Linked DNA regions of Homo sapiens: regions 2 and 3 are each linked to region 1. A link is a loop called in an ENCODE intact Hi-C map of the cell type or tissue named here. Cell type or tissue: heart left ventricle. All regions are shown on one strand.

Region 1 (8,000 bases):
TACAGGTGTCAGCCACTGCACCCAGCCCCCTTTCTATTTTCAAAGCCAGCAATTGCTTATCAATTCTTTCTAACATAGCATCACTCCGACTCTGACTGACTCTATTGCTTTAATCTTTCTTTTACAAGGACCCTTTTGATTGCATTTGGTTCACCCACCTAATCTGGAATAATATTCCCATCTCAAGACTAGCTGATTAGTAACCCTAATTCTATCTGCATCCTTACTTCTCTCTTGCCATGTAAAATTGCATATTCACAGGTTCTAAGGATTAGCAGGTAGACATCTTTGGAGTGCCATTATTCTACCTACCACTGTATTTACTGCTCACAAACACCAACTCCTTGGCAAAAATATAGTGGACAGCATTTCTGTTACCATCAGAATCTCTTCCAGTCCAGGCTGCTTTGTGAATGTCTATACCAGGACTAGAAATGCGTGGACGCCAACCTAATAAGATCTAGTTTTTCTAACTAAAGCTTTACATTCATACAAAAGAGACATTTTGGAGTCTTTGCATCATCTTACTGCAAGTTACCAGTGTAAACTTTAACCAGGTACATTAAAACAAATTGAAAATGAATAATACTAAGAAAAGGAGGAAATAAGGAGCCAGAAGTTTATCTTATTTTTCTTATATTTGAGAGGTTATCCTAATTTGGTAAACCATACAATCCATAGTTTGTTCGTTTGCTAAAAATAAAACAAAGCTCTGACCCTGACATATATGTAACACTTCTCTCATTTCTACCCTTTTACTGTTCTCTATCTCGTTCTTAATTCCCCTTGGTTTATGGATTTTTTATGGTCCACAAAGTCAGTAGAGATGAAACCATTAGTCCCATTACTTTATTTGAACTGACATGGCAATAGTAACCCAGAAAAATAAAGATGCAGGTTCTAAAAATCCCTGAATTTAGAAAGATTCATACGATGTGTTTTGAGGCTTATCATACTTAATGCCTTGATAGTAGACCAGTGCTTTTCAAACTTTAATGTGCATAGGAATCACTTGAGGATTCTGTTTAATGGATAGTCTGATTCAGTTGGTTTAGAGAGGGGCCTGAACTTCTGTATTTCCAACAAGATTGTAGGTTATGGGATACTGCTAATATAGAAACCATACTCTGAGTAGCAAGGATTTAGATACTATCTCTAGTTGCCATTGTCCTTTCATTTGCAAGTGTGAAAGTAATGTACATTTAAATGCTTTCATGCTGTTGTCAATTGTGGGTTGTAGGTACAAGAAAAACAAAGCATCTTGAGAGGAAATAAAAATTTCTTGAGCTTTTCTGCCAGCATCAACATGGCTAAGGAGATTGCTTTACACTGAGTAATTTTCCTTGTTAACATTTTTATTAAGTTGTCATGACAACTTTCTTATTCTCCATAAAGTGGAGGAAAGTAGGTTTTAACCCATAAGTCAACTATAAGAAAGAAGATTGGACCTGGAAGATGATGAAATATTCAGGTATTCATTTATCCACTCAGCAGGCATTTTAGTGAATCCCGTTATGAACCATTTTCATTACTAGGAAATTAGGCTGTGAAGATTAGTATTTCCCTAACAACAAGGAACTCTTGTTACTTTTTTAGAGCATATCAAACATCCAGATTACAGAATGTCTTTTGCAGTCACCTTTTGGTGGTTCTAGCCACCCTTATGTTTAGATTGGTTGCTTCCTCTTCTTACCCATTGTCTGACAGTCAGAAAGGATAGAGGAGGAAGAAGACAAGACACTATCCAGTTGAGAGTCTACTCTTAGTAAAACTCGGTAGCTCCTGGCAGAATGTACTGGGGTCAAATGCAATACTAATCAAGGAGTTTGGTGTGCCATAAAACTTGAGAATGGTAAAAGTAGAAATTAATGGGTTAAACAAGTCATTTTCCAGAATGAAAGGAATATTGGTAATGGTATCAACAGACGAGGACAACAGCAACAACAAAGTCTTTATACAAGCCTGCAACACGTGACAACTGCGGATCAGGCATCTGAACCCGGCCTATCTTTCCACCGTATCTTCCTACACTTTTCTTTATGTACTTTTTATTTCTACCAGATGGTATTACTCCTTGTTTCTTGAATAACAGTGTCATGCCTTTCCAACCTCTGTATGTTTGCTCACAAGTTTCCCTCTGTCAGAGAAAAGCAAAAACAACAAAAAAGTCCTCTATTTTATCTTTTTCCAAACATAACCAATCCTTCAAGTCCTATCTCTAGTACTGTTCCTTTATGAACCCTGTCAGACAATATCTCATTTTCTTCTGAATGTTCATAGCATTTACTTAAAAATAGTATGACTTCCCTCTTCTTTTTACTAATGAATTACTGTGTATTTTTTAAGTTTCCTTCTACATCTGAAGTTCTAAATATTCTTAGTACAAATGTCCTACTGATCTAAGAGAGTATCATGGGTTAAATGTAGAGGAAGAGAAGTTTCTGAGATGGCAGGAAGGCAAAAGTTTCTGTGACTACCTGTGCTTATATTGCTGACTTTCTTAACTGTTCCTGACTTATTTAAATGTATTTTTTTCCTGATTCTGATTAATGTTCACTATGAGGCAAGCACAGTAGGCAAGACTGGGAGAAAGTTTGCAAATGTGATGAGCTTACAAATGGGACCAGATTAGATGGTGTACTTGGGGGAGATATAAAAGAGGAAGATAACCATGAATTGAACTGAATTGAAAATGGATCACATAAAGATCATGATTAATTGTTAATTCACAATGGAACAGCATGATGGGATTTTTTTAAGTCAGAAAGGTGACTAAAAGCATAATATCACAACACACACAACGGTAACAAATATAACTAAATGCACTGAACCAGGCAGAAGCCAGACCTTACTGAAAAGATGTAAAATCTCTGTAACCATAAAACTGCATCTGCAAATGAGTAGATTGGCTTCAAATCTGAAAACCAGGACAAGAGAGTCATCAGCGCAGATGTCAACTTCCCCAGCAGAAATGTTGGAGTTTTTAACTGTGGAAAACTACAGTTTTTCCACACCAGTGCATAGTGGAGAAGACATGTTTTTGTTTTTCTTTTTAAGTGTGCCAAATTTTCCTGGAGTCCCCTCCAATTTTTTTCTTTCTCTCTCTCTCTCTCTTTTTTTTTTTTTGTCCCCTGCCCCTAGGTCTCTGTCTCCACACAGTGATTTCTGTTATGGCGATTGGGCGGCTGCAGAGACCAGGACTCAGTTCCCCTGCCCTAGTCTGAGCCTAGTGGGTGGGACTCAGCTCAGAGTCAGTTTTCCAGAAGCAGGTTTCAGTGCAGAGTTTTCCTACACTTTTCCTGCGCTAGAGCAGCGAGCAGCCTGGAACAGACCCAGGCGGAGGACACCTGTGGGGGAGGGAGCGCCTGGAGGAGCTTAGAGACCCCAGCCGGGCGTGATCTCACCATGGTGCGTTTTGGCTGCTACTTTCTTTTTCAGTCTTTCGGTGCGGAGAAGGGGAGGAGGCGGGCAGAGGTCTGAAAAAATCGAATGCCTTATGGAAAGGAACTGCAAGGGTTCCTTTGGGGTGATCAAAGAGGGAGACACAGACACAGAGAGACAAAGGCAAGGAGGACTGTCTGGGAGCCACGCGGGCGATACAGTTTCCGAGGCACGCCGCGTCCCGCCTAGCCTGTTGAACAGGTAGACATGAGCGACCCAAGCGTAAGTGCCGCTGCCGCGAGTGCCCAGGGTGCACTCGCGCGGGGACCGACAGGTGCCACTGCAGGGTCCCCTCTCCCGCTCACTGCCTGCCACCCCTGACGCCTGCTCTCTTTCTCCATTCGCAGTGCGGATTTGCGAGGCGCGCCCTGGAGCTGCTAGAGATCCGGAAGCACAGCCCCGAGGTGTGCGAAGCCACCAAGTAAGTGGTCGCTGCATCCCCACGCGGGTCGGGGTTCTTCAGACAGGCGGTCCCTCTTCCGGGACCCCCGCTTGGGCTGGGTCTCCTTCCTCTCCTGAGAAACCTTCGGTACGCTCCCAGTTGCCCAGCCCTGGGAAGCCAGCATCGGGTTCCCACGCTGGGGAGGAGCGAGAGGAAAGGAGAGGACGCCCGAGGGGCCGGCCCAGGGCCCGGGGGACCCGCGGCGCCCGAGGGAGGAGCACAGACGGGGGTGGGCGCCGAGCAGCGCCGCGCCGGCTGCTGAGCTCGCGGGGCCGGGCCGTGAGAACGCGCGGGGCGCGCCGGGGCCGCTGGTCTCCCACGGCCAGGGCGCCTGGGCCCCAGAGCCCATCAGCCGCGTGCAGCGCTGCGGCCTCCGGCGCGCCGGCAGGCAAGCGAGCGGGCGCAGCTGGGGGATGCCTGGACCCCGGAGGCAGCAGGGCTGGAGGCGGTGGCGGGCTTCAGGGCAACTTCACCCGGCCGGCTGCGGCGTGGGTAAGAGGCGCGTCCTCCTCCACAGCAAAAGCTGCGATCGCTGGGCTGCCCAGAGAAGGCAGCCGGCTAACTGCCCAGCGGCTCCACGAGGTGTGCGCGTGTGTGCGAGAGAGACAAATGATTTACTGCTTAGCAGTCCCATTTCTGTTTTCGTTAGGACTGCGGCTCTTGGAGAAAGCGTGAGCAGGGGGCCACCGCGGTCTCCGCGCCTGTCTGCACCCTGTCGCCTGAGCTGCCTGACAGTGACAATGGTGTGAGGGGCTGCGTTGCAATGTGGTCATGTGATTTCAGGCTATGGATTTCGTGCGTCTTTCTCTGCTCACTGATTTTCACATGGTTATTCTTTCATTTTGCACTCGATAAACAGTTTACATCTTCTGAAGTAAGCCAGAAGATTGTATGGCTCACTTAACGATGACTGGTTGAAGGCATCTTGATTTGGAACCTATGGAAACAGTGCTGAGTTTTAAATAGGACAGATTTTTTTTTCTTTCATTTGAACTTCATTTATAACATATCAATAGTGATGTTTTAGGATCAGTTCTCCTATGGTAATTTCACTAAATGCCTATTTAATGAATTGATTTGATTTCATACATCTCTACCACTTACTAGAACTGTCTTTGTACAAACGTCAAACTTTCCTGTTACATATGGGTAAGCATAGAAGCACTTGATATAATTTTTTTTTATCTTGGTTCAGAGTGTAGAAGTGGTCTGTTGCTTTTCCTAAAATTGCTATACATATTTTTTCTTTAAGAGTGATCATTTCAGGTACCCTATTATGTACAGTGGTAAAAAGTAAACTCGTTATGATAGCAACGACGATGTAACCAAAATAAGCAACACTTAATTGGTCTGAAAGTTATACATATAAGCTTTATTATTGCTTCAGTGGAAGTTGTCTATGCATTCTGTGCTTTGTTCAGCCATTAAACAACTGGGTCCGTGATCTTCTTCAAGGGGCCGTGAAGTCCCTAAAATTGTATTTAAACATTAGAGTGGCTGCATTTTAAGGGAGATAGTACATAGTCAAATATCCAAAATGGACCTGTGTCCTAATAGAAAATTAAGAACCACGGGGTAAAAACACGTAAGCCATACTTTTTCTTATCAAAACAACAGGCTGTCTACATACAGCCTGCAGACATAGGCTAGAAGGAAAATTCTAGAACAATTAAATGGTGTTACCGTAGTTAAATATTTCACATAAAATAGACCAGATGTATGTATTTTAATGTATTAGGAAACAGGTCTGTGAACGTATTTAGTAGAAATTTGTAATTAATAGATGGGTACCTTATATTTATATTTATAAGGTATATTTATACTTTATATTGTAAGATCTCTTTCTATTATACGACAGAAAATAAAAATTATATTTTTGTCTTTGAAATCCAATCAAAATATAAAGTACTTATGCTTGGTATAGTGTCTCATAGTGTATGAAATATAAATAGCCCCTTAAAGGTCTTGCTTCTAGATATTCAGGTATTAAATAACATGATTAAAATCGTTTTCTGTCATTCGGAGAATGAGGAAGGAAATATAAAATTATTTTATTTATTTATGGCAATACCAAAAACAAAAGTGTGAAAAACTTCACAATGCTTAGTACTTATAACTCTTATAATTATGTCTTATTAAGGGATCTTTCTTAAGACATTTTGAAAAGCTATTTTAATATTTCACTACAAACAAGTGATAATATTAAAATTAAAGTATATCTATTACAAATACATCAGTAAAATATTTTGTGACCGAATTTTAAGAATTTTGTTATATTTTTCAAATGAAATTGAAAAAAATTAAATGTTTATCTAACATCACTTTTATTGACACATTGATATTGCATAACTTTGAATTTTTTCAGAAACTATACAAGGGAAATTAAATCCTGCATTTACATTTGCTAGCAACTAATGAGTGTGGACTGAGGATAATATTTCTTGCTTTACAGGTTAGTTTAAAATAACACGATCTGCACCCCCATAATTTCTAATTAACCTTTTTTCAGAACTAAATAAACATCAAATTAGCCATCAGAATGAATCTCTACAAGTAAGGGGAAATGGAAAGGTAAAGCAACATTTCAGTAATACAAGCCAAAAAGTATGTGCATTAATGGGAAAAATTTTTGGAGGAAGCTGTTACTGAGAATGACTTTTTCTGTCAGATTCACTAAGAAGTTGCTTGGCTTTTATTTGTGAGAATATTCCATTTTGAAGGCACTATTTTTACACTGGTTAATTAAAAATATTTACCCAAGCCACTTTTCTTAAACATTTCTATTTATTACTTTTCTGCACATTTGTAAAAACAAATTTTTTCCCCAAAGTATTAATAATTAAAAATATGTTTGTCTCTTGACCATCTACATTCATTCTGCAATAGTTTGTTTTGGGTGTCTACATCTTGACTTGATATAAGAAGAGCTTTTGTCAATGTTTAGTTACTAGTTGATTTACTTTGGGTGAAGTAATTTCCTGGCTATCCTGAATCATATCTGCTTCTTTTATTTTCTTTCAGAACATTTTGAAATGTCTTACCTATTATATATGTAATTTTTCTTCTTCCCTGGGTTCATGCCAATAGGCTTCATCTTCCTATAGCCTCGAAGGCTTACAGAGGATGAACAGAGTTATTTTGGAGGGGTGAAAGAAGAGCTGTAGAGTGGGCTTCCCTCTCAGCCCACAGTAGGAGAGAATGGCTACATCTTAAAACTTGAGGGACTCTGGAGCAGGCTCTTCCTTGCCACAAGAATGTGCCTCACAGCCTGTAGTTTCTAACTTCTGGTATGCTTTCTGGCCATTAAACAATATTTCATTAAAACAAATCCTCCATTTTAAAAATTGAGGCCAAGTCAAATTAATTAACTCACATACCAAGTCATCTATCTCACCATACTAAGAATTAGCAGGAAGTCGACACGAGACAATGGCTTTGAGAGTGAACACCTTCTTAGGGGGGAAGCAAATGGGGCAGACCCATTTCTTAATCCTGACCTTTTTTTCTAGGTCCAGCCTATCTATTTATCCCCTTTTGCTATGTCACATGACATTGAAAGTACCTGTTTAAATGTCTGCATCTCCCATTAAACTCAAATCTCCTTCACGGTATCCAATGTTGGATCCATAGTGCTTGGTGCATAGTAGGTGTCTAAAGAGCTTAACATTGTTGTCATTGTTATTCTTGAATTAAGGCTTGTTTATGCTTTGATGCTACCACATGGAGCTATGGTCTTGGTGACAGAGACCCTTGTGTGCTCTTCCGTCATATAGTTTGTGGCCTCTTCAGAATTGCTTGTAAACTGTTATTTATTTCACCAACAATTTTAACTCTGCTCCAACCCTTAAATCTCTTGCCACTAGACCTACCAGAACCTGCCTTCCCAATGTCAGCTTCACTTTTAATGTTTGCTTTACCTTCCTTGCTGTTGATTTAGCTGGACAAAGAGAGACATAACTGTATCTTGTAGCCAACTACCAATTGCTTCACTCCAATGTCAGCTTGGAGGATACTTTGTGCAGCTATTTTATTCTTTTTTAGTTAATGTCATATCAAATTCTCCATGGTACATATTCTGGATTTTTCCAGGTTTTCTAGTCTGCCCAGATTATCTCCA
Region 2 (8,000 bases), 230 kb before region 1:
TACCAGTAGAACAAAATTTTTATTTTAAATTGTATAATTTTCAAGGTCTTTCACTACTATCCATTCCCCTATGACTCAGGCCTCATCAATGACTATTTATATGTACAGCTTTTCAAGTAGGTTTCTTACTACATACATACAGAACAAAAAAGGAGAGTTAATGCTCAACTTCGAACTTGAAAACTTTAGCATTGCACATTAAAAGCAAAGTCTAAAGGATTTGCAGGATAGATTTTAATCAGCAAACCACAAAGCAGAGAAGAACACAGGAGGAAGTAAGAAGTATACTTTTTGTTTTCTTTTCTCTTTTTTTTTTGAGATGGAGTCTTGCCCTGTTGGCCAGGCTGGAATGCAGTGGCACAATGTCAGCTCACTGCCACCTCCGTCTCCCGGGCTCAAGCAATTCTCCTGCCTCAGCCTCCAGCGTGGCTGCAATTACAGGCATGTGCCACCACTCCCGGCTAATTTTTGTATTGTCAATAGAGACGGGGTCTCACCATGTTGGCCAGGCTGGTCTTGAACTCCTGACCTCAGGTAATCTGCCCACCTCGGCCTCCCAAAGTGCTGGGATTACAGGCGTGAGCCACCTCGCCTGGCTCAGAAAAGACCTTTTTATAATAATGTTGGGAGGTAGGAGTGGAGCTGTGAGGAAGAGAAAGATGAAAAATAGTTTAGAGATTACTGTGGGATGCTTCCTACTGCCCTCTACTGAGGCCACATCCTATGTTCTGGAGGAAGAAGATCGAACGGCGTACACTTTCTAGGGGAGGAATCCTAGAGTATAGAGTATTTGTATCTCATTTTCCAGGACATGGTCTAAGAGCACTGCAACCCTCTTAGAGAAGCCCAGAATGGAACCAGAGTAGGGATTAGCAAGGATGGCAAGGCAAGGCAAAAAGGAGTCTGAGGTGGCCTCCTGCTCTCCCAAAGCCCAGAATAGTGTGGGAGAGTTTTCCAAAGTCTCTAGGGCTCCCAAAAGTGCCCAGAAGTAAGAGGGAGTGAGCCACAGAATTGAAAGTTTCTGTTGTTGAATATGCCAACTGAAAACAAAGGAGGGCGTGTAGGACTGTGAACATCAGGTAACCCACGTCATGGTGACAAAGGCCAGTTGCAAGAACTGGCTGACCCATCACATCACTGTGGAAGCCTGTGAGAACAGAGGAGGGTCACAGACCAAAGATGTCCCACTTCTCTTCATCCCTTCCCCATCTTGATTGCTATGGTGCTCTATAGAAGCCCTTCCCACAAAAGAGAACGTTGGGGAAGAAATACTGCATTGATTACTGAGAAGTTACAGGAAAGACTGATTTTTAATCTGGAATTGATTTTTTCTGAATTTGCAAAGTTAAATGATGTGTGTTTGTATATTAGTCCGTTTTCACACTGCCATAAAGAAATACCTGAGACTGGGTAATTTATAAAGGAAAGAGGTTTAATTGACTCACAGTTCCACATGGCTTGGGAGTCCTTAGGAAACTTATAGTCATGGTGGAACGTGAAGGTTAAGCAAGGACCTTCTTCACATGGTGGCAGGAGAGAGAAGTGCAAGCAGGGGAAATGTTAGATGCTTACGAAGCAATCAGACTCGTGAGAACTCCCTCACTATCACAAGAACAGCATGGGGGAAACCATTCCCATGATCCAGTCACCTCCCACTCGTTCCTTCCTCAACACCTGGAGATTACAGTTCAGGATAAGATTTGAGTGGGGACACAAAGCCAAACCATATCAGTTTGTTTGTTCTGTTTGCTGCTGACTGAAAATGGAAAACCATAAATAGTGCAAAGTTCAGTGATAGAAAATGACCTATCCAGTGCATCTGTAGACATCAATTTTCACATGTAGTTATCACCCTAGATACACTTACAAGGAACACTTCAACAACAAGGCAAATAGTATGATTAAGCCCCAGAATCATCAGTGGAGAAATAAGCCCTTTAGGGAAAGGGAAAGATGAGTCAGAATGAGTAGGAAAGGCATAAAGGAGGTTGTAAGGCATTGAGTGGTGAGTTTTAAATAGGCATAGAAGTGAGGAAATGGTGTCCTAGGTCTGAATTAAGCTGCACAGGCAAGGTATGGAACTAAACTGTGGACCTTACCACAAATGAGGAAAAACATTAAAGGATGGATTTTTTGCTCAAAATATGATTTTATTTCACAACTCTGTTTATTCAGTTTGCTTTGCAGACAATGACCTTCCTATTACTCAGAAACTGTGATTTTTCATACAGGTGACCAAAACCCTCTTTCATTGTTCTGTATTAGAAACTAGATTTCACCACTTACTAGCTATGCAACATTGGACACACCTAACTTCTTTGACTTAAGACTCATCATTATAAAATGGGGATAATGAGATAATTACTACATAGGGGTGTTGTCATACAGGATAATCTGTGCCTGGCACGTAGCACACACGTGTTATCTATTATCAATGTAATATTTGTTTTAAAAAACTTTTCTACCCTTGAGGAAAGTGATACTAAATATTCTAGGACATCCAAGTTTCTGAGTTCAGTAGAGGACACAAAAAGGACTCAAGGTCTGGGTTAATGGGGGTTATGTGAATAGGGATTGGAGGGCTTTCTGCATAACTCTGGCAATTATAAAAGACATTTCCTTACTTTCTCTCTATTGTTACAAATAAGCATTTTGTTTGAATCTTCACTTTCCCAGAAGTTTCCTTCCTGGGCTCTTGTCCACTCTGAGTATCTTTTGGGAATGTTTTTTTCAGACAAGGGGCTCTTATTGTATAGAATATTTCACTCAGTTCTCTCTAACAGCTGTGTTTTCAGAAGCCTGTTGAAAAACATGACAACAAAATAAGTCTACTTTGACTCTTTGTCATTCGTACATTTAAAGTTCTTTACATTTTAGTTATTTTAAAAAATTTAAGCTAGCAGAATCTTCAAGAGATTTGGAAACTCATTATTAATCCACAGAGACCTGTGTTGGTTTTTCCATCCCTTTACCATCAACTTGCTACTGTTGTCTGGATCAGAGTTCAATTCAATAAATAGTAATTCTCTGTTTCTTTTCTTCTCTTAATGATGACCTATGGATAATGAATATTGACATGTGGATGACAAATGTTGAATTTGTTTTTGTGAAAAATTCTATTGGTTCTGCTTTCAACGTACTATTCAAATCTGACCATTTTTCATCTTTTTTTTTCACTGCCTCCACTCTAGTCCCAGTCACAGTCATCCCTGGCCTGATTATTGCATCACCTTCCTAGCTGATTTTTCTCTTTCACCCTGGTCCAGCCATGCTGGCCTCCTTGCATTCCCTGATTAGGCCAAGTATGTTGCTTCCTTAGGCTCTTTACACTCCCTTTTTCCTCTTGGAAATACCCTTCCTTCACATAGCTACATGAGCTGCTTCTTCATTTCTTTTATGTCTCGTTAGTTAATGACATTTTCTGAATAACGTCTACCCTGATTCACTTATTGCAAATTGCAATAGGCCCCTCCCCATAGCCACTTTCATTCTTCTTATGATAGTCTTTAGTTTTTTTATAGAAGTTTCATCTTCTTACATGCTACGTAATTTATTTATTAGATTTATTGTTAATCATCTGTCTCCCCCAGCAAAAATGCTATCTTTCTCTTATTTTTTTCCTAAATATATCACAAAGGCAGAGACCACTACCAGGGATACCATAAAAGCTGAGAAATTGTGTACAGAATGTATGGAAGAAAAATGGATATCTTCTTTATTGAAAAAGATATGAAGAGGTGATTTTAGTTTTTCGACATGTAAGCTGGTTCCTTTTTTATTATCTCATTGTGGTTGAGAGATTACATTGCTTAGTTCTATCTTGGGAGTAAATTATGTGCTAAAGTTTTAAAAGTTCTACAAGGGTACTGATAACTGGTTGCTAATGTAGTGATCACATTCAGATTTGTTATCACTCTCTCAATTTTGGGATTCCTCCTTCAACACCCTCTTTTCACATGGTTAATGTGATCCTATGTATGGGTTATAATCAAACCTGTTCCTTCCACTCAGATACAACATTGCCCTTGGTGGTCTGATGAAGTTTGCAAATCTAATATGTTCTGAACATTACAGCCAGTGAATATTAATTAATAACTAATGACCAAGCCTTAAAGCAGGCAAAAGAAAGAGCAGAATGTAGTTTTGACTAATTGAATGTATGATGAATTCAGGAAGAATCACGTTATAAAGAGAGGAAAGTTTTCCTTATTTATCAAGATTCTATTTTATGTGAATTATAGTTCTATTGAATCTCATTTTTCTTTTGCTGCATATAAAAATGATTGGAGTCTGGACAACAAAGTGAGACCCTGTCTCTATAAAACAAAAACAAAACAACCCCCCTGCCCCCCTCAAAAAAAAAACCAATTAGCTGGGTGGTGGTGTGTGCCTGCAGTCCCAAGAACTTGGGAGGCTGAGGCAGGTGGATGGCTTGAGTCCAGGAGCTCGAGGCTGCAGTGAACTGTGATTGCACCATAGCACTCCTGCCTGAGTGACAGAGTGAGATCTTGTTTGCAAAAACAAATAATAAATACAAAATAAATAAATAATAAAATTATTTGAAAATCAAGTGTATATTAGACATAGGAATATTTCTTTCATCTTTTTTTTTTATTTTTTATTTTTGTCAGAGTCTCACTCTCTCCCAGGCCAGAGTGCAGTGGCATGATCTCAACTTCCACCTCCCGGGTTCAAGCAATTCTCCTGCCTCAGCCTCCAGAGTAGCTAGGATTACAGGCATGCACAACCACTCCCAGCTAATTTTTGTGTTTTTAATAGAGATGGGGTTTCACCACGTTGACCAGGCTGGTCTCGAACTCTTGACCTCAGATGATCCGCCTGCCTCGGCCTCCCAAAGTGCTGGGATTACAAGCATGAGCCACCGTGCTCAGCCCGGAATGTTTCTATGTGGGAAGCAAAACCATTCTTTAAGGTTTTCCAAATAAGCATAAGTTTGAAAGAAGGAGAGAATAACCATTTGGTAGAAATTGTGAAATATTAAAAGTATGATTGTGGGTGGATCTGGGAGAGATTTAGCCCACTGATCCAGAACATCTTTGAATAAACCTTCCGTGTAGACCAAAAGTCTTGAATGTTTGCCATGTGATAATCTTTGCTTCATCTGGGAAAGATGGATTTGGCAAACTCTTACTGTTGCTTCTTAGGCATGGTGTGCAAGGCATTGAAGGTTATGTTCCACTGAGAAAATATATGCAATTTACAAAGTAAGAAAATGGAAGCTCAAAATAATCTGGGAATTACTTTTTTCCTCTTTATAAAAATAATTATTCATAATAATTACTTATTACTTTTTTTAAATAAAAGACGATTGCCACAAAATGCCCCAAGAAAGTAAGATAAGTTATAGCTGACGTCATCTTATCTAGGTTATTAAAAAGGCTCAGGAAGTCGAGTTTCCATCTCACTTTGAGAGTGTTACCAAGTGTTACCAATGGTATTCTTTTTCCTTGAACAAATCTCTCTCTTTTTTTTTTCACCTCCCTAAAAATAAGAGTAATTTAGCTGGTCAGAATTTTTAAATTAAACTGAGGTCTAGTAGAAAAAGACTGAGAAATGTGTAAAAGTAATATGTAATTATTGCATGATATGTTTTATGAATTTGAGTAGAAATATAGGAATAATCACATTTCCACTGATTTCTATCTTCTGGAACTCTAAATATTTATTTGACCACTCATGAAAAGATTCAGTTAATTAGGGACTCGTAAAAAGAGAAGAGCATTTTTCCTGATTTTGGCAAAGATTTCTAAATAGCAGCATTATTGTATAAGCACTTGAATAATGTGGATGTATCATAAATTATACCTGATTGATAATGGATTTTTAGTATATAGTTTACTAGACTGACCAAGAATTACAAGTGGGGAGGGTGAGAAACAATTATCTTATATTATATTTAGATCAATAGAGTCATATGTTTTTTATAATTTAACATGTGATATATTATTTTACAATTTCTACTGTTGGTACCTATTATGTTTAATCACTACAGTAGGGATTATCTCCCAGGAGGCATACCATGGGTTCTAATCAGAATTGTGGAAGTCGTCAATGAGAAATGAAACACATTGCTTCAGTGAAATTGTCTAAAAAAAAAAAAATTATATTCAACATAATAGTCTTTGTTTTTTTTTTTTGAGACGGAGTCTTGCTCTGTCGCCCAGGCTGGAGTGCAGTGGTGCAGTCTCAGCTCACTGTACCCTCTGCCTCCCGGGTTCAAGCGATTCTCCTGCCTCAGCCTGCCAAGTAAATGTGACTGCAGGCACGTGGCACCACGTCAGGCTAATTTTTGTATTTTTAGTAGAGACAAGGTTTCATTATGTTGGCCAGGCTGGTCTCGGATTCCTGACCTTGTGATCCACCCACCTCGGCCTCCCAAAGTGCTGTGATTACAGGCGTGAGCCACCGTGCCCGGACAACATTATAGTCTTACATGTTAAGTGAAAAAAAATGTTTTTTAATAGTATGAGCTGTAAAAAAGAAAAACTAGCTTGATTACAGTTGAGGTAGTGGAAATATGCAGAATGTAAATCATTTGGTACCAGCTATGTAGTTAATAAGATTGATAGCCCATGTTTATTACTTACCATTTTCTTTGTGGGCATTTAAAGCATCATTTTTATAGCTAGCTCAATTGTGTGTCACAAGCATCTGTCAGAATATAATCCCAAATCCTCATAAGTGTTTACAATGCCCTACACACTCTGGTCTTGGGCTACTTCTACTACTACTCTTCCCATTTTTGACTCTGTTCTAGCTTGTTGCCTTTATATCTGCAGCCCCCCACCTAATATGTTCTTCTCCTGGAATCCCCATAGGTAGATGCTAAGAACTGCATTCAGATCTCGCCTCTGAAGTCACCACATCAGAGATGCCCATGTTGCCAGACTCTATCCCAACCCTTCCCACCCCTCTCTATTCCATTACCCTACATCATTTTTCTTTAAGCACTTATTACAGTAGGATATTATATATTTAGTAGTTTATTTGTTTTGTTTAAAATTTTCTGTGTCTTTCAACAAAAATAGTAAGAACAGGGTCATTGTTTTGTTGAATATATCACCAGAGCTTAGAATAGGTCCTGGTCCATGACAGACACTTGACAATTGATGAATGAATGAAATGAGTAAATGGGGAGACAGCTGGTATTAAGGGATGCTTTGAAATGGACACTGCAATTCTATCATTCAGCATTCAGATTGTCTCACTCTATCCCTTTTCTTTTTTCCTTTCACTTTATTTTTTAAAACTTTTCTTTGGATATCTGAATATAGCAGTTGAAACAAAACAAATCAAAAAACAAATCCTCTGAATATTTTATGAGGCTTATGATAAGTCCAGGCTTATACGTATTGCCAAGGATGACATTCAGTTTAACCGGTGTGATTCACGTCAAAACTGCTGAGCAACACCATAATGTATCCCTCATATCTGAATAGTATTTTAGTTAAAAAGAAGCATATATCTATCTATCTCTCTATCTATATAGATAGAGAGAGAGATAGATAGATAGATAGATAATTTTTTAAGGCTAGACTTTCTCCAAGGTTAATTATTTGTTTTACGTGTGTGTGTTTGGATATCTTGAAATGTTTAATCTGGAACCCTCAGCTTGTGAACCTCTTTTTTAAAAAAACCTGTTGCTTGTTTTGTTTTGGTGAAAATTACTCTAAGAGGAGTTTTCCTAATTTAATACAAATTTTGGTAACCAAAGTAATTTTTAGAAAATCAGTTTGGAAAAATTAAAGGTAAAACCTATCTCAGTTTATTCCCAAATATGTGAATATATTTATATTTTACCCAAATTCTTCCATTTTTATCAATATTCAGTTGTAAGGCTTGTCCCTCTGTGCTTTTGAGAGGTGGAGCCGGCTGGGCTTCTGGGTGGGGTGGGGACTTGGAGAAATTTTCTGTCTCCTAAAGGATTGTAAACACACCAATCAGCACTTTCTGTCTAGCTAAAGGTTTATAAATGCACC
Region 3 (8,000 bases), 91 kb after region 1:
TTAAAAAGTGCTTCTTTTAATATTCAATACTACCTTTTTCATATGACAAAACTTACAGTTCATTGGCAAGTTAACAATAAATCTGAATGTCACTTCTTTAGGAATCTGAATTCTTGGATCTCTCTTTGTTCTATTGATCTAGAATCACATCACCGAATGTGTCATTTAGAATTTGCTTTTCTCTTTGCTTGTAAGTATTCTGAATTCCTTGCTTGAAGTATTGAGTGACTATATTAGCAAAAATAATGACAACAGATGTGATTATTGTGCGACTAACCAAGACCAGCAGCAGAAGCTTCACAAAGAATCAATATTCGGCTCTTAGCCACAGAGATTAAAGAGGCACATGAATATAAAGCAAATCATTGTATAAGAAATAGTTGAAATGAAATGACATGCTGCTCCATAAAATGATCTAAAAATGGAAGCCACAGAAAAAACTGGCAAAACACCAGAGCTTTGACAAACACATGCACAGACCTGGGAACACCCCCAAATATATATGTATCTTCCTTTATCCTTAATCAAAGGTTTCTAATTTTCACATTAACTAGCAAAGCCTTGAAAACAATGATTACAACACTTTATTTATTTATTTATTTTTGAGACGGAGTCTCGCTCTGTCACTCAGGCTGGAGTGCAGTGGCGCAATCTGGGCTCACTGCAAGCTCCGCCTCCCAGGTTCACGCCATTCTTCTGCCTCAGCCTCCCAAGTAGCTGGGACTACAGGAGACCGCCACCACGCCCAGCCAATTTTTTGTTATTTTTAGTAGAGACGGGGTTTCACCGTGTTAGCCTGGATGGTCTCGATCTCCTGACCTCGTGATCCACCCGCCTCGGCCTCCCAAAGTGCTGGGATTACAGGCGTGAGCCACCGCGCCCGGCCGATTACAATACTTTTAATACTTAACTTACCAAAGTAATTTATTTTTATTCGCTGAAAATGTGAGTCACTTCAGCTGACATTTCTGAAAGCCACATATTGCCTTTTTACTTATTGTTCATTCATTAGACTGAACTTCATGTTGATTTTAGGGCTGGCTAAGCCATTCCCTAAGCTCTTCTTTTTCATCTTTAACTGATCCTCCTCAGCTTGGGGCATACATACAAGAATGCAATGCATTGTTCAGAGAATATAGCATAATCTACTTCCTGATATGATTCCTATGCTACTTGGCCAGCAGTGATGACAACAGGTAGGGAGCTTTTATAGAAGAATGGTGACCCCTCTTTTGAGATCCTCTACAGCTGGCAGGCATCCTTCTGTCCCTGAACATCACAGCCTGTGTAATATCTTGTAGGCCAAACAAAAGTCAGTAAATGTTTAGTGTCTAGAACTTCTTTTAGATTCAGAATGAATATAAGACAATTGGAAAATAAAACAGTAAAAACATTTACAAATGCAAAAATGTGTTGGACAAAAACAACAACAAGTGCAAAAAGTTATTGGACAAAAGGGAAAGTGAGGGTAGAAGAACTGAAATAGAGAGAAAGAGACAGAGAGAAAGGGACATTGGCAGAAATGCTCATTATTCATTTCCTCTCATATCTTTCTCTAAGTGAGCTTTCCTCATTTTTCATTCCCAGAGAACAATTCAATCTCCTTATCTTTTGCCTATGTAAAGTTTAAGGTGGAGGACACCACAACACACCGTAAACCAGAGAGCATGGGTCCATTGCTGCTCAAAGGTGAACAGATAAGAGACATAGTTTTTTTTTTTAAGTTTTTTTAGCAAGTTAAAAGTTATTTTATGTATATTATTAAAAAGTCAAATAACAACAGATTCTGGCAAGGTTATAGAGAAAAGGGAACTCTTATATAGTGCTGGTGAGAATGTAAATTAGTTCAGCCATTGTGGAAAGCAGTTTGGTGATTTCGCAAAGAACTTAAAACAGAAACATCATTTGACCCAGCAATCTCATTATTGAGTATATACCCAAAGGAGTATAAATCATTCTACCATAAAGGCACATGCATGCATATACGTTCATCACAGCACTAGTCACATGGAATGAAATAAACTATTCACAAAATGAATACTTGTGAATATATGTGAATTAATATGTGAATTCACTATATGCAAAGACATGGACTCAATCTAGATGTCCATCAGTGGTAGACTGGATAGAGAATGTGGTACATATATACCATGGAATACTATGCAGACATCAAAAAGAATGAGATCATGTCCTTTGCATCAACATGGACGGAGCTGGAGACTATTATCCTATGTAAATTAACAGAAACAGAAAACCAAATACCACATGTTCTCACTTGCAAGTGGGAGCTAAACACGGAGTACACATGAACACAAAGAAGGGGACAATGACCACTGGGGCCTACTTGAGGATGGAAGGTGGGAAGAGGGTGAGGATCAAAAAACTATTTGTTGGGTACCATGCTTAGTGCTTGGGTGACAAAGTAATCTGTACACCAAACCCCCAAGACATGTAATTGGCCTATATAACAAACCTGCATATGTGCCCCTGAAACTAAAATAAAAGTTAAAAAAAATTCAGTTATGTAACAGTAAAGAAAATTCATCTGTGTAGAAAAATAATCAAAAGATACAGAAAGTTATAAAAAGTAAGAGTCATGGCCATTCCAGCCACTGGTTCTAATTACAGACGATAGCCATATCAACACTTCCTGTGTTTCCTCCCAAACCATTATTCTTACAGCAACATGTATGTGCCTGTGTTATTACCCACATAGCACCTTACTGTATACTAACTCTAAAAAATGGAAAATGATTACATTCTTGTGGTGTTTTGTAAACCTGACAATACTTTTCTGCATCATCATTTTCTAGTCACCCTCCTGCTTTTTCATGGTTGTTTAATGTGCCATTTTAATGGTTCAAAATTAGTGGTTAATTGTTGTTAAATAATGATTAATGTTTTAATAGTTGTTTAAAACAAGGTGTTAGATTGTATGAAAGGCTGTAATCTATTTACTCATTCCACCAATAATGGAAATTTTTAAAGTAATTTGTTGTTTTGTTTGTTTGCTACATGCCACTATTTCTGTATCAGTTTCCTTCATCATAGCTCTCTCGGTGCTGATGTCAGCACAATCTTATTGTTTTGACATTTTTCTCTAACCATATTGAGACTGTTCTCACAACAAAATATGCACATCTTAAAATACCATCTGGCTTCTCAGGTCCACTTGAGACTGGTGACCTCACTTTTGACCTTGCCCTAAAAGTCAACTGGAGTCCATATACCTCAGGTACAAACAGCTTTAATAAGCTGCCACTTCCTGTTCCTCTCATCTTCTCTCTATGGCAGGACTCAGAGCATTAACTAACCTAAGGGCCTGGTAGAATGTAAGCTGGAGGTAGAGTAGTTAAAGTCTGTGCATTTTGTACTGGTCATTTTCCAGTTCGTCTGTTGCTAAGAAACAGCAACAGAGGCCCGCTCTAGAGGGTTACAAACTCCCTGGAATTATGGCTCCCGGACATGGTGTAGGGAAAGGTGTCCCACAGGGATCAAGCCTAGAATATCGCTGGATCTTGTACAGTTTAGTAAAGGGCAGGACTGGATTTAACATAACGTCCACCAAACTACATTACTGAAAATTTTTGGTGCTTCACTCAACTAGTCTCATTGACTAGAAGTGAAAATATGTTTTTCTCAATATTACCAGCTTTAAATTTGCCATAAACTGTTGTGGGACCAAGCCACAGAGGAAATGTTTTTCCGCTAGACAAAGATAAGCATGAGGATGCCAGCAACAGAGGATATTCCTTTTAAGGTCTGTCCATTGCAAAGTACACACGTACACGCTCACACAACAAACACGCCCTGTTCCCTTTTGCTTGTGTTAACCACTGAGGGCAGATCTCTGAATAATAATACATTTAGTGGGTCCACAAGAGCTGCATTTCCTCTGCTCCAGAATTCATGCAAGGAGCACGGCTGGGGCTTCTCCACTGTCATTGTTATGGCCTCAAATGAAGGCCTTGTCACCAGGCGGGGGCGGGAAGGCACTGGAGCGCAGCAGCATTGAGAGCATCCGAATTCCCTCCTCTGTCCCTGATTGGTTGAAGAACTGGGGAGCACCGACCAGCCCCCTGCGGCTCGACTCGCCATTGGCTGGGAAGAGGTGGCAATCAGGGCGGGCCAAGGCGGCTGTTCTCGCTCCAGCTCGATGCTGCCTCCCCGGCCCGGTTGCGCTGTAGCCGCTGCCGCCTCTGCCTGGGTCCCTTCGGCCGTACCTCTGCGTGGGGGCTGCCTCCCCGGCTCCCGGTGCAGACACCATGGTAAGTGCTCTCAGCCGGGTGCGGCCCGAACCTCACCCCTCCTCGGCCGGCCTGGCAGCGAGGGAACTGGCCGCGCAGCCGGAGCTTGGCTCGGGGGCCCTGGGCGCTCACTGCCGGCCACGGGAGCAGCCTCACTCCTTGCCCGCGCCCAGTCAGGGGAGGTGGGAACGCCGCGAGTCGTGGCGGGGGCGATCGGTGCCTTTGCTTCCCAGGCGGGTTTGCCGCTCCACACCGCAGCTTCCTGAGCTCGGGAAGGGGAGGTGCGGCGGAGGCGTGGGGTCTTCCCGGCTCTGGCCGGCCCCACCAGTGTGGGAGGCTGAGCGCCAGCGGAAGGGAAGGCTCCGGGTTCGCGTCCCCGCGCTGCCCCCGATGCCCAGCCTCTCCCGGAGCGGTGACAGGTGAGGAGGGTGGGAAGATAGCGTGGGGGTGGGGCGGATGGTGACGGGGAGAATCCACCAGGGATTGGGGGGTTGCGCCCCCACGATCCGACTCCTTTAGTGCATAGTACCCCTAAGGGAGAGGAGTCAGGGGCGGGGTGAAAGGTTAAGCCAGCGCCATGGGAGCAGAGGCAGCAGCCTCGCCCCCAAGCCGCTTCTCAGGTACAGCGGGTCCCTGACGCTCAAGTCTCTCCCTGTCCCCGCAGTACGGATTTGTGAATCACGCCCTGGAGTTGCTGGTGATCCGCAATTACGGCCCCGAGGTGTGGGAAGACATCAAGTAAGTGGCCGGCTACCCTGGCTGTGGCCCAGGTCGGCGCCCAGTGTGGGAGGCCCCCCGCGCCTCGCCTGGTCCTCAGCCTGCTGGCCGGGTCGCGGGCGCGCATCCTTGGAGGTGCCTCCGCGCCTCGCTCCCGGCTCGCTGCAGCTGCGCTCCCACGCTCCGGGACTGGAACCAGGAGGGGAGGGGCGGCTGGGGCGGGGCTGCGAGGGCGAGAACCGCGGAAAGGAGCCCCTAGGGGTCACCACGGCTTCCCGACCCGGCCTGAGCGTGGGAACGCGCTGCCGGCGCTCCCAGGCTCAGCAGGCCGGGCAGCTCCCACGCGTGCAGAGCCCCGAGGGACCACACGGGCCTCCGCGAGGTTCCTGCGCCCGGAGGCCTTAGAAACAAACGGAAGACTTTGGCTCCTTTATGATTTACACACCTGGCGTAAGTTAGGCCTTTTTGGTATGCTGAAACACGCGGGAGATTATTTCTTGAGCAACAGTGAATTAAGCGCATTTATTCATTTTTAAATAAAGTGAAAATTGGAAGTTTTTTGTTTTCCCCAAATCCCACTGCCCACCCCCCCCGCCCCAACCCCTATCCCCCGTTTTTTTCTACTGTGTTGAAGACTTAACAGTTCTAGGAGGCATTCTACTTTCAGTCCTGGAGCTTTGAGCCCAGTACTGGGGATGTGAACGGAAATACCACACCCACCTGAGAGTTTAAACCTGTTGGAATGACTGATGGGTCAGCATGTCTGCAGGCAGGTTGACTATTTCACTCTAATAAAGTTGTCTCTCCTTTTTCCTCTCACTCTCAAAAAATTTGCATTTAACTTATGGTACAGCTGACCACCACCAACTAGCTACTCCAAAACCCTATTTATGGATTTTCATATTAGAGCAACAGTCAGACTATCACATTGTAACAAAGGTGGAAGGAAGGGTTTCCTGGGTGGGCAGATGGGAATACACTGTTATTATTCACTCTGATTTCCTGTACTTAGTGATTTCATTTTGTTGTCTCAGGTAGGTGAGGCTTCCATGCTGTTTTTCCCTAAGCACATTACAATTATTAGCAATCAATTCTAACAGGCCTTATTATGCAGTTACATGATGGTGATTTCTCATAACGATCTGTTTCCATAGAAATGACCAGGGTTATATATTAAGCACGAAAATGTAACTTTTCTTTCCCCTGGATCTGTATCACTGAGCGTTTCTTTCATGTTTCAGAAACCATTTGTATTATCCACAGGGCATATTACCTACATATTATAAACAGAAGCCGAGATTTGGCAAGTATGTGGTTGAATCCAATGAGAACATAGGCACCAAAAGTTACTTTAGGATTTGAATTTTCTGGCCATCTTAATACCATTATAATTTTTATTTTGCTTAGTAGACAGATATCAACAAGGCAGACATCAAAAAAAGATTGTTAACAGTATAACTTAACTACCGAATTATTTTTAAGCCACTTCCTTTGTAAATTTATAAATGCTATATATATATATATTCTCCATATGATGCTTTTGCATCTGTAAGATAGAAATTCCCAAATTTGCTGGTAGATATGCTATGACAATGAATATGCTTAGAATTTTTAGAGCAGAATAAAAGATGGCTATTATGATTAAACAGTCATTATGTAATTTAACCAGATTTAGATTGTATATCCTAGCCATTATCAGTTTAGATCACTGTTAAATACAGAGATGAAAAATAATACTTTATAGAGTAATGTATCAGACATTTTAAAAAGTTAAAATTATCCAGAGATTTGTTTATATTGCTTATATTTTCCCAGAGGAAGTCCAAATATGTAAAGATTCAATTGACGAGAATTTAACTCTGCAAAATCAAGCTGAGAATATTGTTCCATTCTACTTTAAAAAATTATTTATTAACTTACTAATTTATCTTTAAGTAGCTTCCAACAGTATTCATAATTTGTCTAAAGGATAAAAATTCCAATCATCCACAACACAATTTTTCTGGTAAAAATGAAACAAGTTATATTGGTCTTTTCTTAAATAAAATTGCCTCAAGGTTATGCCCCTGCAAGGGAAAAAGTGTTAGTCACACTGGTGTTGGTAATCCAGGTGTTAGTGTTGATTCTTTATTTGTCTAAGCATCTTTTGGTGGACCCCAGCTGATCTTGGGTGTGGTTTAGTGTCTGGGCTAGAGAACATGGTTGAACTCTCTGCACTGAGGGCATTAAAGCTGCTCCTTGGTTTCCAACCCAATACCCCTGAGTAATTACTAAATGCTCCCTGGGAGAGCATTTGCTTTCCACAGAAAAGAATCTTGCTGCCTGGGGAGAGGGGAGGAGAACCTGGAGGAGTGTAATTGAAAAATGCTCCTTGGGTGATTCTGGTTCCTCCTCCCCTCCCTACCCTCTGCTTCAGGGAATATTAAAGCAGTCATTGGTCCAAGATGCTTTCAGTTTTAACTTTTATAAGAAATTGAATATAAGAGGAAAAACATTTTTTTTTGTCTCAGTAAGTACCAAACTCTTATTTTTTCTTTTGGTCTTTGAGAAACTATCTAAATTGATGTTTATACAAATTTACATTATACTTTTTTGCTTCACTAGGAAATGGCCATCCATCCTTCATGAGAAAGGATGGGAAAAGATGCCAAACATTTAATGACAAATAAAACCCTAAGTAACAGATTCCAGACAGCAGACAGAAAATTCTAAGTGGATAAGGGCCAAAAATGCTTCATTGTAAACTCAGTATCCACTTACACTCTTACCAACAATATAACCATTTCACAAAAGCTTTGAATTCCTCTTAAGAAGAAGAAAAATTGTCTAGACCAAGGGCCAGCAAACTTTCTCTTAAAGGGCCAGATAGTAAATGTTTTAGGTGTTACAGGCCAAGGTAAAACTGAGGATATTATGTAGGAATCAATATAACTATTAAAAATATAACCACTTAAAAATATTAAAACCATTGTTAGCTCTTGGACCAGGAAAACGCAAACAAACAACCAAACCAGACAAAGTGGGCTACATGTGATC

Evidence for each region. Hi-C counts contacts between places; a loop is a spot of excess contacts. Peaks named below come from ENCODE experiments on the same cell type or tissue, not always from the same donor. Only the 100,000 strongest peaks of a DNase experiment are listed, where the experiment ranks them.
Region 2: it touches region 1 in a loop (2.5-fold over the local background); 34 of 110 quality-filtered maps call a loop at or near these places.
Region 3: a loop joins it to region 1, with 3 times the contacts of the local background. A loop is called at or near these places in 30 of 110 quality-filtered maps.

What each region holds. Positions count from the first base shown.
Region 1 is chr4:155,663,558-155,671,557 of GRCh38, forward strand. It overlaps GUCY1A1 (guanylate cyclase 1 soluble subunit alpha 1), which reads left to right and starts at 3,291. Exons shown (of 10, transcript NM_001130682.3): 1 at 3,291-3,408; 2 at 3,789-3,862. In heart left ventricle, a CTCF peak has its summit at 3,703; DNase peaks (open chromatin) are centred at 3,284, 3,754 and 4,104; H3K4me3 peaks cover 5,712 bases; H3K27ac peaks cover 2,675 bases.
Region 2 is chr4:155,431,866-155,439,865 of GRCh38, forward strand. All of the region lies in intron 1 of LOC105377503 (a long non-coding RNA gene), which reads left to right. Among named protein-coding and RNA genes, the nearest start is that of MAP9, 59 kb to the left of the region's middle. In heart left ventricle, no CTCF peak of the experiment used is centred here; no DNase peak of the experiment used is centred here.
Region 3 is chr4:155,754,876-155,762,875 of GRCh38, forward strand. It overlaps GUCY1B1 (guanylate cyclase 1 soluble subunit beta 1), which reads left to right and starts at 4,146. Exons shown (of 14, transcript NM_000857.5): 1 at 4,146-4,268; 2 at 4,912-4,985. The coding sequence starts at 4,266. LOC105377506 (a long non-coding RNA gene) reads right to left here and starts at 3,540. Exons shown (of 8, transcript XR_007058484.1): 1 at 3,315-3,540. RefSeq lists silencers at 4,324-4,473, 4,924-5,193. In heart left ventricle, CTCF peaks have their summits at 4,151 and 5,208 (motif pointing right); DNase peaks (open chromatin) are centred at 4,106 and 5,186; H3K4me3 peaks cover 3,418 bases; H3K27ac peaks cover 2,183 bases.